Linked DNA regions of Homo sapiens: region 1 is linked to region 2. Evidence: chromatin contacts called from ENCODE Hi-C or POLR2A ChIA-PET data. All regions are on one chromosome and are shown on one strand. Each heading gives the region's core, a stretch centred on a gene start or an enhancer-like site at or near the end of the contact. The rest is flanking DNA. Distances are from core to core; before and after follow the strand shown.

Region 1 (4,395 bases), core at 586-3,085, 77 kb after region 2:
CTCTCTTTCCAAACCTCTGCTCTTAATATACGCAAGCTTCTCCCGCAAGCTCACTGCCAATGAACCAGACTCCCAAACCGTACGTCCCACACTTGCCCTCTCCAGTGCCAACCAGCTGCCTAGAGGGCATCTCTTTTTTGACTATGCCACAAGCACCTCAAACTCCACATCTCAACCTTCTCTGCCTAAACCAGCTCCTCCTCACAGGGGAGGCATCTGTAACCCACCAGTTCCTCGAGCCTGAAACCCGCGATCTAGCCTAGATTTCTCCTTGTCCCCTGTCTGCATTCCAAGGCACCGAGGCTGCTGACTACGCCTGCTCATTGCTTCTCCCTCTCCCCACTGCCTTAGTCCTCCTGCGGCCCCCAACCACCACCAAAAGAGCTTTTTAGCCGCTCTCCCTGCCTGAAGTCTCACCCTCTCCGCCCAATTTAGCACCATATGGCTGCAAGTGACGCCTTTAACAGGCTTCCTTGATCAGATTCTCCGGCTGAAAACTCCCAAACAGCAACCCCGCCCTCGGATAAAACATAAACTCCTTTCTGCAGCACACAAGGCTCTTGAAGATCTCGCCCCAATTAGCCGTGCAGCCCCTTTCCCGGATTCCTGAGCTTTAGGCTTGCACTCCAGCGGACTGACCTACTTGTTCCCGGAGTGCTCCACATTCTCTTGTCCCCAGCTTTTGCACACGCAGTTTCTTCTGCCTGGAATGCGGTCGGCTGTGACGACCCCCAGGTAAACCAACTCCTACCACCACAGGTGAAACGAACGCCCTCCTCCTCCTCGCCAATCCCGTTAGTAAGGTGATGTGACTGCCGGCTTGTACCCACTAAAAAATGTTTTGGTGAGCAAGGACCCTGTGTTATGCATCTCAGTGTTCCTGGCACCTAGCAGAGCTGGGTACAAGGGGAATATTCTTTATCCCCTTTGAACCTCAATCCCTCATTGGTAAAACGGAGATAATAATAACCCCTAAGATGACTGTGAAGCTTACAGGAGACATGCAGAAGAATTCTGGCCAAAGGGTTTGAGCCCAACCAGGGTAACATAATGAGACCCCGTCTCTTAAAGGAAAAAAAAAACACACATATATATATATACGCACACACACACACACGTGTGTGTGTGTTTAAAAAAAAAAGTCTGGCCAAAGTAAACACAAAAGGTAAAAAATTTCTTTTTGACGCGGTAGCCAGATAGAGATCTTTCTCAGCCCCAAACAGACTGCATGTCTTGCACGACTGCGTCTCCTTAAGCCTCAAGGTCCCCGCTTCCGTAGTGGGGTTAATAATAGAAGCCAGCTCGGGGTGGGAATGAGGATTAAGCAGGACTAAGCCGCTGTGAGCACAGTGCCTGGCGCAGGGGAAAGCGCAGGTCACGTAGCCATTGGGGTGGGGGTCGGGGTCCTGTGCTGCTGCTAAGTTGGGGGGTGGGCGGAGGGGGAGGGGCAGAGCTCAGAAGGGGGCCGCTGCCCCGGCGGATGCTTGGGGCTCCTCTCGGGGGACCCCTGGGCGATCTTCCCCACCGCGCCGGGCCCAGGCCCCCTACCCGGCCGCCGGCCTCCCCTGCGGCCGCCCGCCCCGAAGCAAGGCCCCGGGAGGCGGGAAGCGAGGCCTCACGTGCGGCGCAGCGGCTGCGCCGAAGGCCTGCCAGGCTACTCACTGAGCCACAGCTCCAGCGACGCTGCCGGGCCCGGGGGACCCTGGGCCGACTCGGTTCCCGCCACAGCCGCCGCCACCGCGGTCGCCGCCATCGCTCCAGCCCCGACGCTGCGGCCGCGGGCGCCACTGCCTCTTCAGCCGCTGTAGCGTCCTGGCGCTCTCCTCTGCTGACTGCGCGGCAGGAGCGGTGGACACGTGACGGGGCGGGGCCGCTGGCGCCACGCCCACCCCAGGCCCCCCCTCCACGCGGGACCGGCCGGAACATTTCTTAGTCCAGATCCCTCCACCCAGCGCTGGTCTTCTAAGACCACTCACCGTACGGTTGCCAGATAAAATACAAGACGCCCAGTTAAATTTGATTTTCAGAAGAACACGAATAATTCTTTTAGCATTTTTATTTTTTAAGAGACGGGGTCTTGCTCTGTCACTCAGGCTGGAGTCCAATGGCGCGATCACGGCTCACTGCAGCCTCCACCTCCTAGGCTCAAGCGATCCTCCCGCTTCAGTCTCCGGAGGAGCTGGGACTAGGGGAGGGCACCACCACGCCTGGCGTGTGTGTGTGTGTGTGTTAGAGACTGGGTTTCACCGTGTGTGTGTGTGTGTGTGTGTGTGTGTGTGTGTGTGTGTGTTAGAGACTGGGTTTCACCATGTTGCCCGGGTGGTCTCGAACTCCTGGTGTTAGAGACTGGGTTTCACCGTGTGTGTGTGTGTGTGTGTGTGTGTGTGTGTGTTAGAGACTGGGTTTCACCATGTTGCCCGGGTGGTCTCGAACTCCTGGGCTACAAGATCCTCTTACCTCGACTTCCCAAAGTGCTTGCATTTATTTTTTATTTTTCTTTTTTTCTTTTTTTGAGACGGAGTCTCACTCTGTCGCCTAGGCTGGAGTGCAGGGGTGCCATCTCGGCTCACTGCAACCTCCACTTCCTGGGTTCAAGCGATTCTCCTGCCTCAGCGTCCCGAGTAGCTGGGACTACAGGTGCATGCCACCACACCCAGCTATTTTTTTTTTTTTTGTATTTTTAGTAGAAACGAGGGTTCACTATGTTGGCCAGGCTGGTCTCGAACTCCTGACCTCGTGATCTGCCCGCTTCGCCCTCCCAAAGTGCTGGGATTACAGGGGTGAGCCACCACGCCCGGCCTATGTGCTTGCATTTTTATTCACAGAAGGGTTTTCCTGGAACACTTTTTTTTTTTTTCAGATGGAGTCTCGCTCTGTCGCCCAGGCTGGAGTGCAGTGGTGCTATCTCGGCTCATTGCAACCTCCACCTCCCTGGTTTCCTGGAACACTTCTAAACTAACATGTCCTGCATTCCTCAATACTCTGCTTTATTTTCTGCATCACACAGTACACCATCGATGTATTATTTACTTGCTTATTCTGTTAAAAGATAATTTTCCCAAAAAAGTATGTCATGATTATCATAATTATGAAATGAATACGTGTTAAATATTTTATTTAATTACATGAGGGAACCAAGCAGATGTTATAATCAATCCAAAAGTGAAGTCAAAGAAGGGCAAATTTATCTGGAAAAAAAGGAAGATAAGACGAATGTGCAAATGGAGGCAAAACTGGCTTTTCGACCGGGGTGAGAGCTGTCCCTCCAGTGAGCGGAATTTACCTATTTATAGGCAAGAATTATTTTGCATTGGTATCAACTTAACAGAGTTATGAGACTTCTCAAAGACAAAGAAAGGCTAGAACCTGGAAGGTTGTGCTGTCTAGACAACACATAATTTTCCATTGAAGCTGTTGTGCCGTACCCCTATTAACTTCAGTAGGGATGGCACCATGTTTGAAAGGCGGAAGAAGAGACCCAGAGCCACTGAATGAGGCAGGTTTACTGAGGGGACTTACGGGGTGGTCTAGTGGCAGTGGGCTGGACAGGAGGACCACTACCATTTGTAAAGAGCATCAGTTTATATAGTATTTTCAACTAGCACCCTTCCCCTAGCAACCTCCATCTGGCAACCTCAATTTAACCCCAAAGGGCCTTGATCCCCCGTATGGCCTGCGTTCCACAGGATGGGGCCAAGGGTTCAGATGTTCCTCTTAGATAAAGAGTGAACCTCTGGGCTGGCCACTCTGTGATTCTGTAGCTTGGAACTCAGAACACACATTCTTCTTAGACCATAGGTACGTATGCCATACAGAAGCACAAATTCTTCCTTGTAGATAACTGAATAGCAATGGGTGATGATTCTTGTCCACACACAAGCAAATGAATACTGTTCTGGGAACACACAGACTTCTTGTGGAAAAACCAGTTCTGCCCCCACTTGCACATCCATTTCAACATTCCTGATCTATACATGATGTCCATTCTTTGGACTGGTTTGAACATCTCACCAGTTTCCTCATTAAGGAGTTAAAGAAAATCTTTTTTTTTTTTTTTTTTTTTTTTTTTTGAGTCTCGCTCTGTTGCCCAGGCTGGAGTGCAATGGTGCAATCTCAGTTCACTGCAACCTCTGCCTCCTGGGTTCAAGTGATTCCCCTGCCTCAGCCTCCTGAGCAGCTGGGAATACAGGCGCCCACCACCACACCCGGCTAATTTTGGTATCTTTAGTAGAGACAGCGTTTCACCAGGTTGGCCAGGCTGCTCTCGAACTCCTAACCTCAGGTGATCCGCCCACCTCGGCCTCCCAAAGTGTCGGAATTACAGGCGTGAACCACTGCACCTGGCCTAAATAAAATCTTTAATACATATTTATCTCTTGAAGATTCTGAACATCT
Region 2 (4,450 bases), core at 200-2,699:
CAAAGTGGGAGGATTACTTGAGGCCAGGAGTTAGAGACCAGCCTGGGCAACACAGTGAGATCCTTATCTCTACAAAAAAAATTTTTTTTAATTAGCCAGGCATGGTGGCACATACGTGTATTCCTAGCTACTTGAAAGGCTCAGGCAGGAGGACAGCTTGAACCCAGGAGGCCGAGGCTGCAGTGAGCCATGATCATGCCACTGCACTCTAGCCTGCATGACAGAGCAAGACTCTGTCTCAAACAAAACAAAACAAAACAAAATCCTAAGAATGAATTAGGTTAGTTCAAGGAAAAAGAACAAGGATGGAGAAAAGTGCTTTAACCAACAACTTGAATGACATGACCCGGTATAAGGAATTCTCTCCAACCTTAGTCAAATTCATTCCAGCAAATGACTGATGAACATCTGAAGAGTGATTCACAACTATAGTAAAAAATAAAATATGGGGAACGTGACACTAAACCACTCGTAGATGACCTGCTTCTAGGTTGGGGTTTCGTACATAGCAGAGCAGCTCCCTCACTGCAATCTATTTCAATAGCTCTCTATCTGAGTGCTATTGAAAATCAGCCCTCAACACAAGGGTTTGGAGAAAAAAAATAAATAAATAAGAAAAAAATAAATAAAATAAGCCACACTAGAAACAGGCCCAGTAAGTCATTACTGCAAAGTAAGACAGGCTCTTCCCCTGCTTACAAGAGGTTCTACTGTGCCTCCTGTCTCAAGGCAAGAGAACAACGGTTTAAAACCTTTATGGCTGGAAATGCCTAGAGACTTGAGGAAAGTAAATGATGGATAGTTGCCACTTGAAACAAAGTTCCTCTGTCTCTCCTCACTCCTAGTCAGGGGGTACCTTTAAAATTATCTCTTCCCCTACTTCTTGGTGTATCATGAGAACAAGGGAGACTCACTTCAGGTAGGTAAATTTTACCTGAAGTAAAGATAAAAACATTCCTGTTCATTCGAACACCACCTGACGAGGGGCCTCCTGCTTTTAGATGGGAAGAAAATGGCCTTCAGGAATTCCACAGGCTCCCTTGCTGGACAACAGGCGGCATTGTCACATTAGGTCCTATTTAAGTTATAGATAAGAGTGGTAAGAAGAGTTTCAGTGGAGACCTAAAGATTTCACTGACGTGGATTTCTAAGCTTATCTTTTAAACTTAAACCATTTAACTGGTTATCGTTTTTTCTTTTGTTGTTTGTTTGTTTGAGACAGTCTTGCTTGCTCTGTTGTCCAAGCTGAAGTGTAGTGGTGCGACCATAGTCACTGTGGCCTCAACCTCCTGGACGTAAGCAATCTTCCTGCCTCGGTCTCCTTAGTAATTGTGCCACCACACCTGGCTAACTTTTGCATTTTTTGTAGAGTTGGGGTTTCACCGTGTTGGCCAGGCTGGTCTCGAACTCCTAGGCTCAAACGATCCGCCCACTTCGACCTTCCAAAGTGTGGTGATTACAAGTGTGAGCCACCGCACCCGGCCTAACTGGTTATTTTTTAACCCCTTGAATGACAGCAACAAACGGGGAAGTTCTTTGAGCTGTGCTCTGCAGTTGAGGGTGGCCACTCCCGAGGCAGTCACCCGTTCCCTTGTCACCACAGACTCTGTTCTCCCTAGAACAAAAATGAGCTGTTACCTGTGTAGCCCACTGGATTTGTGTGTGCCAAGCACCAAGCAAGGCATCATAGAGTCCGGTAAGCTGCCGGTCCAGGGATAGGTCACTTTGACACAGCTCTTGCCAGGCTGCTAAAAGCTGCACCTGCAGAGACAGAACAAAGGGAACCTTATTGGGTACGTCAACATAGGTTGCCTGTGAACACTGCCCTGCCCTGCTACCCAGCGTAATCACGGATTGCTCAATGGGCTCACTGGGCAGCCCAGTGAGGTCCATTCACTTCAAAGAAAGGCAGGAAAAAAAAAAAAACATTTGCAGTTATCTGCACTGATTCACAGCTTTAATCTGTCACCCTGCGGATGTGATCCCCTCTCCATTTATCCTGCCCTAAAAACATGTAATGTGCAACCACTTGGCACACCATCACTCTTCTGAATAGATGTTGGGGCAAGAGCGGGCAGACATGTATGTTTAAGCTTCATGTCCTAACATCACTGCTTAAAAGACACAGAGCACTGGACTTGAAGGAATTAAGGTCAGTTCAGGAAGCTGTCAAGTTTTTTGGCAATCTAACTTCAGCAAACCTAGAAAACATAAAATTCCAAGCCAGGTGGAGTGGCACGCGCCTGTAGTCCCAACTCCTCACAAGGCTGAGACGGGAGGATCACTTGAGCCCAGGAGTTCAAGGCTGTAGTGCACCATGATCGGATCTGTGAATAGTCACCGCACTCCAGGCTGGGCAAAATAGTGAAACCCTATCTCTAAAGAAAAAAAGAGAAATTCTTACTGCCTTCTGAGGGTGTAATAAAGCTTAAGACATAAATCTCCCTTAAAAGACAAAAATGAGAATAAATTAAAACAACGTTTCAAGTCTATAATGAATCCAGCTGTAAACAGAAAAGAGAATGAAAACGGATAACTTTTTCCAACTGGCAATTAAACAAATCCATATGCTAGACCAAGAGCACCCCCTACTGGCTAACTAAGAGAAAAACAGCCAGAGGGCAAGGAGACAAATGTTCTTACCTTCTGAATTATGAACCTGCGATTCTGTGACCCAGAGTTATGAGCATTCCACAACTGCACAACTGTCATCGCGCACAGCTTCTTACCTTGTGACACTTGTAGTAGTAGGCCAGGAGCTGGGGCATCCGGTCAATTTCAGTAAACACCTTCACAAACACTTTGGACTGATCTAAAGAACATACAATGTATATATACTGTTACCAGCCTTTCTGGTGTAGACATGAGAAAAAACTCACCAGGATGAAGGTGGATATATGGAAGCTAGTATTCACAAGTTCCTGCCTAGATACTGAATTAACTCATGCATGAGGATCATAAATTTGAAAAATAAGCATGACGTGAAAACCAGATACTGCAAGGTATTCCCCACTGTTCCTCACAGAATTCATATTTTAACATGATACTGAGAGGTTATTTATGTCTTTCAAAATTCCTACTTCGATTATACCAGATGGGAACTTTAAAAAAGCAAACACACTGAACTGCTATATGTCAACATATCTGGTGGTTTGAGGAATAAGTAAATAATTTGGGCTGGTCGCGGTAGCTCATGCCTGTAATCCCAGCACTTTGGGAGGCTAAGGCAGGCGGATCACCTGAGGTCAGGAGTTCGAGACCAGCCTGGCCAACATGGCAAAACCCCATCTCTACTAAAAGAAAAACAAAAATTAGCTGAGCGTGGTGGTGCACACCTGTAATCCCAGCTCCTTGGGAGGCTGAGGGAGGAGAATTGGTTGAACCCGGGAGGCAGAGGTTGCAGTGAGCCAAGATCGCGCCACTGCACTCCAGCCTGGCCAACAGAGCAAGACTCCCTCTAAAACAAAGCAAAACAAAAAAACAAAACATAAAATCAAATAATTTGGTAACTATTAGCATTCCACACATAACAATGGATTCTAAGACCCAAGTTATGGGCTTAATATCAAGTAGTTTCTGACATATTTCCCTAAGGGCAGAGGAAATGACTGGGCAAAGCACTTGCTTCCAGGCTCACCGCTGGACAGACAGGAAGGTGGGTTTCAGTGCAGTCTCTGAATAGTGTGCACAGCAGCGCCACCTCTGGCTCCTGTCCGCCCCCTTCTGGCCAAAATGTACATGCCACAGCCTTAGAACTATATCAAAAGAAGGGAAAAAAAAGCCTTGAGCTAACAGGTCTCCAAACTTCTTATATTTGCTCTGTTCCCCTTCACTTCTGGGAAGCCCAATAAACTGCTGAGAAGGAAATGTTGTAACAGCAACCGCTGTGGGACACCCAGCTAAGCGCTGGAGACCTGCCAGTGGAACTTGACTTAATGGGCAGAAATCCATGAGTTAGAAAACGAATATTTGCCTTTAAAATGCTTATTATTTTCATAAGAACACTTAAATAAGTGAATCTTCCTGTTACATTTAAAATTATTCCATAGGCCAGGTGTGGTGGCTCACACCTGTAATCCCAGCATTTTGGGAGGCTGAGGTGGGAGGACTGTTTGAGCCCAGGAGTTCAAAAATGTCCTAGGCAACACAGGACCCCTCTACAAAAAATAGAAAAAATTAGCTGGGCATGATGTGCACCTGTAAACCCCAGGAGGCTGAGCTGGGAGTATCACTTGAGCCTGGGAGGACAAGGCTGCAGTGAACTGTGATCACATCACTGCACTTCAGCCTGAGTGACAGAGCAAGATTCTAGCTCAAAAAACAAAATTCTATAAATTGGGTTTGACCAGTGAGAAGCAAAAAAATTAATTAAAATAATTCTATAAAAAGTTGCTTCAGTGTATCAGCTGAATTCATTGGTTATATAAAATGAACTGGGCATGTATACTTG

Evidence for each region. A loop is a pair of places that touch in the nucleus more often than their neighbours do. ChIA-PET counts read pairs that join two places held with the same protein, here RNA polymerase II (POLR2A). Pooled maps may share reads with other maps.
Region 1: a loop to region 2 is called in a map of mammary epithelial cell, with 4 times the contacts of the local background. The contact joins the promoter of GGA2 here to the enhancer-like site in region 2. A Hi-C loop is called at or near these places in 2 of 168 maps with a recorded cell type or tissue (K562 and mammary epithelial cell) and 9 of 50 pooled maps. POLR2A ChIA-PET finds 5 or more read pairs at or near these places in 1 of 52 experiments (MCF 10A).

The regions. Positions count from the first base shown.
Region 1 is chr16:23,508,659-23,513,053 of GRCh38, forward strand. GGA2 (golgi associated, gamma adaptin ear containing, ARF binding protein 2) reads right to left here and starts at 1,836. Exons shown (of 17, transcript NM_015044.4): 1 at 1,663-1,836. The coding sequence starts at 1,753. RefSeq lists silencers at 1,523-1,692, 1,763-1,992, 2,063-2,112.
Region 2 is chr16:23,431,907-23,436,356 of GRCh38, forward strand. COG7 (component of oligomeric golgi complex 7) reads right to left here. Exons shown (of 17, transcript NM_153603.4): 5 at 2,730-2,812; 6 at 1,639-1,761. Among named protein-coding and RNA genes, the nearest start is that of COG7, 19 kb to the right of the region's middle. Within about 2 kb of position 1,450, at least 3 of the 41 ENCODE cell types and tissues checked have a DNase peak (open chromatin) inside an H3K27ac peak, as active enhancers do.